Linked DNA regions of Homo sapiens: region 2 is linked to region 1. The links are chromatin loops, found by intact Hi-C in ENCODE. Cell type or tissue: Caco-2. All regions are shown on one strand. Links, peaks and the distances in the headings refer to the core of each region. The heading gives the core; the rest is flanking DNA.

Evidence for each region. A loop is a pair of places that touch in the nucleus more often than their neighbours do. Peaks named below come from ENCODE experiments on the same cell type or tissue, not always from the same donor. Only the 100,000 strongest peaks of a DNase experiment are listed, where the experiment ranks them.
Region 2: it touches region 1 in a loop (2.0-fold over the local background); 1 of 110 quality-filtered maps calls a loop at or near these places.

Annotation. Positions count from the first base shown.
Region 1 is chr1:228,858,649-228,863,037 of GRCh38, reverse strand. No RefSeq gene overlaps it. Among named protein-coding and RNA genes, the nearest start is that of RHOU, 130 kb to the right of the region's middle. In Caco-2, for the core only: no CTCF peak of the experiment used is centred there; a DNase peak (open chromatin) is centred at 1,767.
Region 2 is chr1:229,092,030-229,096,418 of GRCh38, reverse strand. LINC02815 (long intergenic non-protein coding RNA 2815) reads left to right here. Exons shown (of 5, transcript NR_186727.1): 3 at 3,131-4,332. Among named protein-coding and RNA genes, the nearest start is that of LINC02815, 61 kb to the left of the region's middle. RefSeq lists enhancers at 3,062-3,993, 3,994-4,389. In Caco-2, for the core only: no CTCF peak of the experiment used is centred there; a DNase peak (open chromatin) is centred at 2,658.

The DNA.
Region 1 (4,389 bases), core at 144-4,143:
GGGTAGTGTGGGAGTGGGGTTTCTTGGAAGCCCACCTTGCTGGGATGAGTGACTCAGGTTCTCCCAACTTTGAAGTTCAGGGCCCAGCTGCAGGCGGCCCCCATCCCGCCCTGCGCTAGAGGGCGTGTGTTGGGTGGAGGGGGCACACATGCCAAGGAGGGGCGGTGAACATTGGGTGCTTGGGAGATGGAAGGGTCAGCACAGTGCAGACATAAAAAACCAAATGGCAGAGCCCAGGAGAGAGCATTTGGTGGCAGGTGACACTCACGAGGATCAGAGTCTCAGCCCACTTGGCTCAGGTGCTCCGACCAGCCCCTCTGCTGACCCTGGCTCCGAGCCCTGTGACCTGGCAGTGACTTTCCTCTTCTTAGAAAAAGGAGGAGGGTGGCTAATTGAAAACAAACCAACTGCTTCTCCTCTTTCCTCAGCCCTCAGGAAAAGCATGTAATCATCTCCAGGATTTAGAGATCTTTTTCTTCTAAAGTCAAGGGAAACTTGTTGTTCACTCCAGCCATCTTATTGCTCCTGAATTGTGTGGTCTGAATCCTTGTCTGCTGGAAGCTTTGGACAACACACTGATCAGAGCACTAAGTTTGGAGTCCAAGCCGTGGTTCCCTGTGCCTCAGTTCTCCCACCCAGAAAGCAGTTGATCCCTTGGTCCAAGTGGCAATGATGCCCAACAGAACTTTCTGTGGTGCTATCCAGTATGAAAACACTCGCCACATGTGACTTTGCAGGATGGCTAGTGCAACAGAGGACCTAATCTTTAATTAAATTGACTCATTAATATTTGACTAACTGGACTGCACAGCTGTAAGGTTGAACCTGCTCTGACGTTACATCCCATTCCCACAAGCACACCCTTTGTCTCTCTAATTCTCATAGCCACTTTCTCCACAGAGGGATAACTTGGATTATATAGTCTATGTGAAGCCTTTAAATATGGGACATGGGTCAGAAAGGGCAGAATGCAGTGTCAGAAAGACAGCTTTCTTTGAAAGTAAAAGACAAAACTGAAAATGATGCACTGGGGAGGAGAGCCTTCCGCCCACCCCCTCTTCCCTTTCGTAATCCTGCAGAGACCACACGGTGTTGCAAATCAAAGTCTGCTCTCTGGCCAGATGCAGATAGGAGCAAAACTTTCATCTCTTTTCTTGCTTCTACATAGTGCTCCTTTTTGAACCTAACACCCTCCCAGCCTGCCCCTTGGATCTGTTCTAATAGCAGTGATTGGAGCTGTTGTGCTAGGACAGGTGGCTCCATGAGACAGGAGCTACCACGGTGCAGTGAGGACACCTGGGAGCGCCCAGAGCTCCGGGACACATAGGCTGAGAGCTGTGCTCTGGTGCCCATCATCCCTGCAGGCACTGCCGGCTCGGTCCCACCCAGCCCACCCCAGGGCTGCACAGGGTCCCTGTCCTGGGACACTGGTTTTCTACCCTCAGGCATGTTTGCTGATTCTCCCAGACCCTGGCCAGTATTTTTCTCCCAAAAGCCTTCCTGGCATACCCAGCTGGCACTGCCCTCTCCTTTCTTGGACCCTGCTGTGCAGCAACGTTTCAGAGTCATTCTGCACCTTCAGTTCTGCACTAGAGTCATTCTCCAAATATTTCTGTGCTATCTCAGCTAGATCAGAGCCTCCCTATAAGCAGAGGTTGAGTCATCTATTTCTTTTTTATCCACTTGTGGCACCAAGCTCAGACTTTGCTCTGCACTACTTACTCACCCAGTGCTTACTGACTGATTTATTGACCCAGAACCATGGCGAGAATGCAGTCAAGCTATTACCGTGAACTTCACAATGCAGGCACGTGAGCTAAGGTGACAGGGGTTGAACCCAGATTGCTCGCTGGGGCTTTTGTTCTTGCTCTGACTCTACTACCAGCTCAGGTATCAGAACACGCTACCCTATTCCCAGGGGCCCCTGTTTGGTTCAGACCGCACAGTCCCTGCTTTGCAGGGCTTCAGGGACCACACCAAGGAAGGCCACTGTGAACATCATAAATGGCACGCTGAATGGCACTCATTGTTAGTATAAAGTGCAGGTACGTTCTGTACAGTGAGATTAGACGGGTTACTCAGAGCCAGCAGCCGGGACACACCTGTTCTTTTTCTCTGCATCAAAAATCCCTCTTTTCTCTGCACACATTTCTTCTCTCCCAATTTCCACGAGGTGGCTAAGGGCCTTCCTGGACATTTCTTAGACTTCTTAGAAACTCATCTAGAAACTCCCTGATGGGTTTCTAAAATTATAAATTCACTGGCACTCAGCAAATCTACATTTTACATAAGAGAAAGTCAGCCTAGAATAAAAACTTGCCTTTTAAAAGCCAGCTTTTCTGCCACCACTTCCATCCCTCTAGACTGCTGTCTCTTGCCATAGATTCTCCCTCTGGACCCTTCTGGATGTCTGCCTCACCATGGAGCAGCCCTTGGACCCTCAGGCTGACTGAATGACTCATACCTGGGTCAGCCCTCTTAGAGGGACTGCTCCATGCCACTGCATAAACAGAAGAAAAGGTCGGGCGTGGTGGCTCACACCTGTAATCCCAGCACTTTGGGAGGCTGAGGTGGGTGGATCACGAGGTCAGGAGTTCAAGACCAGATTGGCCAACATGGTGAAACCTCATCTCTACTAAAAATACAAAAATCAGCCAGGTGTAGTGGCATGTGCCTATAATCTCAGCTACTCAGGAGGCTGAGGCAGGAGAATCGCTTGAACCTGGGAGGCAGAGGTTGCAGTGAGCTGACATCGTACCATTGCACTCTAGCCCAGGGGACATAATGAGACTCTGTCCCACACCCCACCCCACCCCCCAAAAAAACCCAAAAAGCAAAAAACAAACAAACAAACAAACAAAAAACAGAAGAAAACACCACAGTGGAAAGGCCTGTGAAAGGAAAATAAAATCTCGGGACTCCAAACTCACTATGCCAAAGGGAAAAGTTAAGCTTGGAAACTGAGTCATGCAAAAACTCCCTTCCTTTTGTTCCAAGACAGCTGTAATTTCGCAGGCTGACTTTCTCTTATGTAAAATGTAGATTTGCTGAGTGCCAGACTAATGCTTAATTGACTCCTCCGCTTTCTTTTCAGGTGTAAAATGTAGATTCACAGAGCCTCACAAGAATTGTAACCACTTGTCTCATTGCCTACCCTCCCTCCTTTTATTTTTCCTTTTTCTTCCCCTCCTGATTGCTCTTTCCCCTTTAAACACTGAGGTTCCCAAAACTCTATCTGGAAAAAGCATAGGATACAGATTCTACTGTGATTTATGTTTCTTTTTCTCTGGTGCCTCCTCAACCTTGGCAAAATAAGCCTCGAAATCAATTGAGATCTGTCTCAGTCACTGTGGTTTACAGACCCAACTCCTGCACTTAGGTAGTCAGGAGAGCCGACAGCACAGATTAGGGGCCTCCTTAGCTGATTTCGGTGACCACACCCATACCAATTCTCTGACTCCAACACAGCCTGGTTCGCAAGACTTCATTATCCTGTTGCAGACTTCTCAGCCACAATTGACACAGGCCAATGGGGCCTAAAGTTCTCCTTAGTTTTTCTGAAAGTATTAAGAAAGTTTGTGTAGAAAGGTAATGCACACAATTTCTGCATTTCTGCCCTGCAGTAAGGCTCAGAGCTTATGATGTTTAATTGTATGTGTCAACTTGACTGGGATAAGGGATGTCCAAAGAGCTGGTGAAACATTATTTCTAGGTGTGTCTGTAAAGGGTTTCCAGAAGAGACAGCATTTGAATCAGCCAGAGCAAAGAAGATCTCTCTCTCTCCATGTGGGAAGGCATCATCCAATCCAATGAGGGTCCATATGGAACAAGAAGGTGGAGGAAGGGTGAATTCTTTCTCTTCTGAAGCTGGGATGTCCATCTTCTATGGTATTCAGACATTGGAGCCCCTGGTTGTCCCTCAAACTCCCCTCAGGCCTTCAGCCTCCAGTTAGAGCTACACCATCAGCTCCCCTCGTTCTTAGGCATTTGAACTTGGACTGAATTACACTACTGGCTTTCCTGGTTCTCCAGCTTGCATACCGTGGGACTTCTCAGGCTCTATAACTGTGTGAGCCAATTTCCATAGTAAATCTGTTCTTTCATATATATACATATCTCCTACTGGGTCTGTTTCTCTGGAGAAGCCTGACAAATACAGACGTATCTGTTCAGAACCACTTTTAATATCCCTTTATAAAAATCCTTCAGTTGCTACTTTGAATAATTAGCTGCTTTTGATGGGGATCATGATAATTCTCTTAAGTCATTTTTTTCTTTACTTTTTCTGATTAACTCCAAGTGCTGTACTACTACATGCTTTTCAAACTGGAGTACCCACAGCCCCATTTCTGGGCAGGAAGGATGCAAAACAGCAGAATAATGGTGTGT
Region 2 (4,389 bases), core at 327-4,326, 230 kb before region 1:
AATGGTGGCCCCAAAAGATATGTCCAAACCCCTTAGATCTGTGAATATTACATTGGTTGGGAAAAGAGTCTTTGTAGATACAATTAAGTTGAGGATCTTGGGATGAAATAATCCTGGAAAACAAGAATGGGCCCTAACCCAATGATAAGTCTCCTTATAAGAGACAAGAGGAGAAGGCCATGTGAAGACAGGGTTAGAGACTGGAGTGATGTGGCCACAAGCCAAGGAATGTGGACAGCCACCAGAAGCTGGGAGAGGCTGGAAAAGGTTCTCTCCTGGAGCCTTCAGAGGGAACACGGCCCTGCTGACACCTGGATTTTGGACTTATGGTTTCTATAACTGAGAAAGAATGAGTTTCCGTTGTTTTAAGCTACCCAGTTTGTAATAATTTGTTACAGCAGCCCTAAGAATCGAATTCAGTCAAATAGCTGGCTCTTAAGTGGTGAAACAAAGATGCTATCAATATTAAAGCTGTTGTAATAACCAAATTTATTTCATTTTATTTTTGAGATAAGATCTCACTCTGTCACCCAGACTGGAGTGCAGTTGCATGATCATGGCTCACTGCAGCCTCAATCTCCTGGACTTAGGTGATTCTCCCACCTTGCCTCCAGGGTAGCTGGGACTACAGGCACATGCCACCATGCCCAGCTAAGCTAATTTTTTGTAGAGATGGGGTTTCATCATATTGCCCAGGCTGGTCTTGAACCCCTGGGCTCAGGCAATCCACCTGCCTCAGCCTCCCAAAGAATTGGGATTACAGGTGTGAGCCATTGCACCCAACCAATAACCAAATTTCAGTAAGTCATTATAGAAAAATAATGAATAACATCCAAAAAGAATTATGATATATTATCAGTTGAAAGGAGCATGCTAAAAAAAGAAGGAAAGAAAGAAAGAAAGAAAAGAAAGAAGAAAGAAAGAGAAAGAGAGAAAGAAAGAAAGACAAAGAAAGAAAAAGAGAAAAGGAAAAATACATTACTAGTGGGTATTCCTGAATAATGGAAATACTTAATATTCTTCTTTGGGTTTTCCTGAATTTTCCAGAATTACTAATGAATATGTACTTTGATAACTAATATTTTAGAATGTGTTAGAAAGAAGTTCAGTGGACTCAGACAGGCCTGTTCACCACTGACGATAGTTAATAGGGCTGCGTCTTGGGTGGTTTCCTGCAGTGCCCCAGGGAGCAGTCTTCCTACAAAGTCCCACTCTTTCATGAGTCATCACCAGAATCCCCACATTCTCTGCAAAATCAAGCCTGGAGATTCCTCTTTAGGGTCACAATGTCCATGGATTCATTGCTTCTATTTAGGAATTATTTACATATGCTTACATTCATGCCTCACATTGAGTAGACATGTCCCAGAAAGGTTGTGATAAGTGAAATTTTTAATGAATTAAATCATCCTGAAAATGTGGATAAGTGGCTTCGGGCAGACAGTTTTATGAAGTAGATTACTATCTCTCTTACACCCACTCCTACTTCAGCCCTCTCTGTTCTTGTACTGGATTTCCTTAAAGGAGAGGCCTCCAGTGCACCTCGTCAGCTGCACTCAGCTCTTAAATGCAGCTATTCACAGAGGGCCCAGGCTCTCCCCTGCCCTGTGACACTACGTGGGACACACACCTCCACAGGTGACTATCAACCCTCACGCAGGCAAAGCCTCTGGAAGCTGTTCTTGTCTTCATGGACACAGTGTTGCAAAGACGCAAGGGCGTCCATGCGGTCCTGGGGAAGAGCTGCAGCAAGGCCCGGCAGGGTGGGCAGGCCTGTGGGTCTGTGTTCAGGTGACGGCTGGTCTGAGCAGCGCACTGCCTGGTCTCCTGCTTGGACAGCAGCGAGGGCAAGTAATGCTGGACTGGGAGTCAGGCTATTCCACATCCTTGAAATCTAGTTATTTCCATTAGCTTTGCTTTGTTAATCAAAAAGTATCTGAGACAGATCTCAATCAATTTAGAGATTTATTTTGCCGAGGTTAAAGATCATGGCCCATGACATAACCTCAGAAGATCTTGAGAACCTGTGCCCAAGGTGGTTGGGTTACAGTTTGATTTTATAAATTTTAGGGAGACAGAACAGGCAAAGACAAAAATCAATATGTATAAGGTATACATTGGTTTGGCCTGGAAAGGTGGGACATCTTGAAGTGGAGGCATCTGCGTCACAGGTGGATTTAAAGATTTCCTGATTGGCAATTGGTTGAAAGGGCTAAGCTCTGCCTGAAGAGTTGAAAGCAGCTTGTGGTAAGGTAAAGGTGGGTTGGGGGAGAGGATTGTGGAAGCTAAGGTTCTTATCATGTAGATGAAGCCTCCAGGCTGCAGAAAGAATGGATGTGAATTTGTCTCTTATCAAAGGTGTCAGACTCTGGAGAGACCTAGTCAGGGAAGGAGATTCTCTACAGAATGCAAATTTCCCCCACACGAGACAGCTGAATCTATTTTGGAGTAAAATACTTGGATTTCTTTCAGGGCCTGCTATCTGTCATGTGATGCTATGCTGGGGTCAGGTTGAAGCTTGGTCTCTTATTGCTATTAGGAGTCTGTTCTGTCCGTCTCAGGATCCCTAATTTAATGTTAATGCTGGTCAGCTGTGCCTGAACTCCAAAGGGAGGAGGGTGTGATGAGGTATGTCTGACCCTCCCTGCTTCCCGTCATGGCCTAAACTGGTTTTTCTGGTTTCTTTGGGTCTCCGTGGCCAAGAGGAGAGCCTATTCAGTCAGTTGGGAGGCTTGGAATTTTACTTTTGGTTTACAATTTGTAGGTGATAGAAGCCCTTTAAAAGACAAGGGTCCAGCTAAGAAGTGAATTACTCCATAGCTGACTTCACATTCTTCCATCTGGATTCTTTTGTTTTTTTCGCATGTAATGGGTTCTAAAAGTCTATTATTAGTAAATGAGGCTTTATAGACAAAACTGTCAAAAATTTTCACGTGACACCCAGGCTAAAACCCCAGATCCCAAGCTGGTCACAGGCACTGTCCTTCTCTCAAGCATTCTTTTTAATTGTCCATTGTTTGGAGGAACAATTTACCATTGGACTAATTGGGACTGGTGGAATCTCCCCTCCTATCCTAACAGCCCTGTCTGTCTAGTTTAAGCGAGGGGTGAATTTCTTGCATTATTCTAGGGAATTTGAAGAATCTCCAGGAGGGCCAGAGAGTAGACTTGGATGCCACCCAGCCAGCAATAGAGAAGTTGGGACCACCCAGCCAGGGACAAGGCCACACCTCAGCCATCACCACCCACAAGCAACGCAGCATGTATGAGCTGGGACAGGACACCAGAAACTACCTCATGATTGCTCCGGAAGAAGCAGCTGCAGGTGCTCAGCCATCTTTATTTCCTGCCACCCCCAAACTATGAAGACAGCAAAGCAGCCTGTGGAGAGGCTGCTCACAGAGGCAACCCCACCCTTACTTGGTGATGGCACGTGGAACTCCACCTCCCAGGTGGAAAATGGAAAAATTGTTTCCTTCTCTGATCTACTGCCTGAGCTGTCATCAGGATTTTGAGGACTGACTTAATGAATAAAATATAAAGGCTTAGCGTGAGCCTGGGATATGCATGGTGGAAGAGAATAAATAGCCTTTTGTATATCAAAGATACTTTCTGGGTAACCCAATCTGAGAAATAGCTACTTCAGCCACATCTGCTGTTAGGGAAGGCTGAGAAAATAGTGACTATAAAATGAAATGAGGCTTGTAGGTGAACCACATGAAATCCTGTGAACCGGGGAGAAGTCACCAGCTATTACAATGGAGTCTAGCTAAGAAGGGGCACGTGGGGGTGGGGAGATCGTGACCAATCAACAGTGCAGCTTGAAAATGTGGGTTTTCTCTTGGGAAGCTTCATTCCCTGGGAAGGAAGAAGCTATAACGAAACAGGAGCAATGAAGCTTTGCCTGGAGAGGATGCTGCTCACATTTGCATGTTAAATGAACTGAGGCCTCTCCTGGCTCCCCTTGGAGGGCTCTCAGAGGCAGCTCTAGCCTCAGAGGGTCTCTTGCCCACATCTTACTCTGGTTCAGAGCCCACATCCCCAAAGAGAGCCTTGTACACAGCAGGTATTCAATCAATATTTGTATTAAATTGCATTTTAAAAGCTGATTACTTGAGTGACCCCTTCCCCTACCCACCCCCAAAGACTGTCCTCCAGTATCTCTTTGTGCATATCCTGAATTCAAGCTGCAGTGAGAGGCTTTAGCAAGAGAGAGAAAACCCACTCTAAAAGCTTCATTTGCGACAATTTCCATTTTATTTCTCACCACCACCAGCCTTTGGACGAACAGGTCCTAAAGAGCTATGGAAACAGCATCGTGGAAACAGCACGGTGAGTTTCAGACTTGTGTGGCTTGGCAGGGCAGCCTTGTTTTTAGTTGTGGTGGCT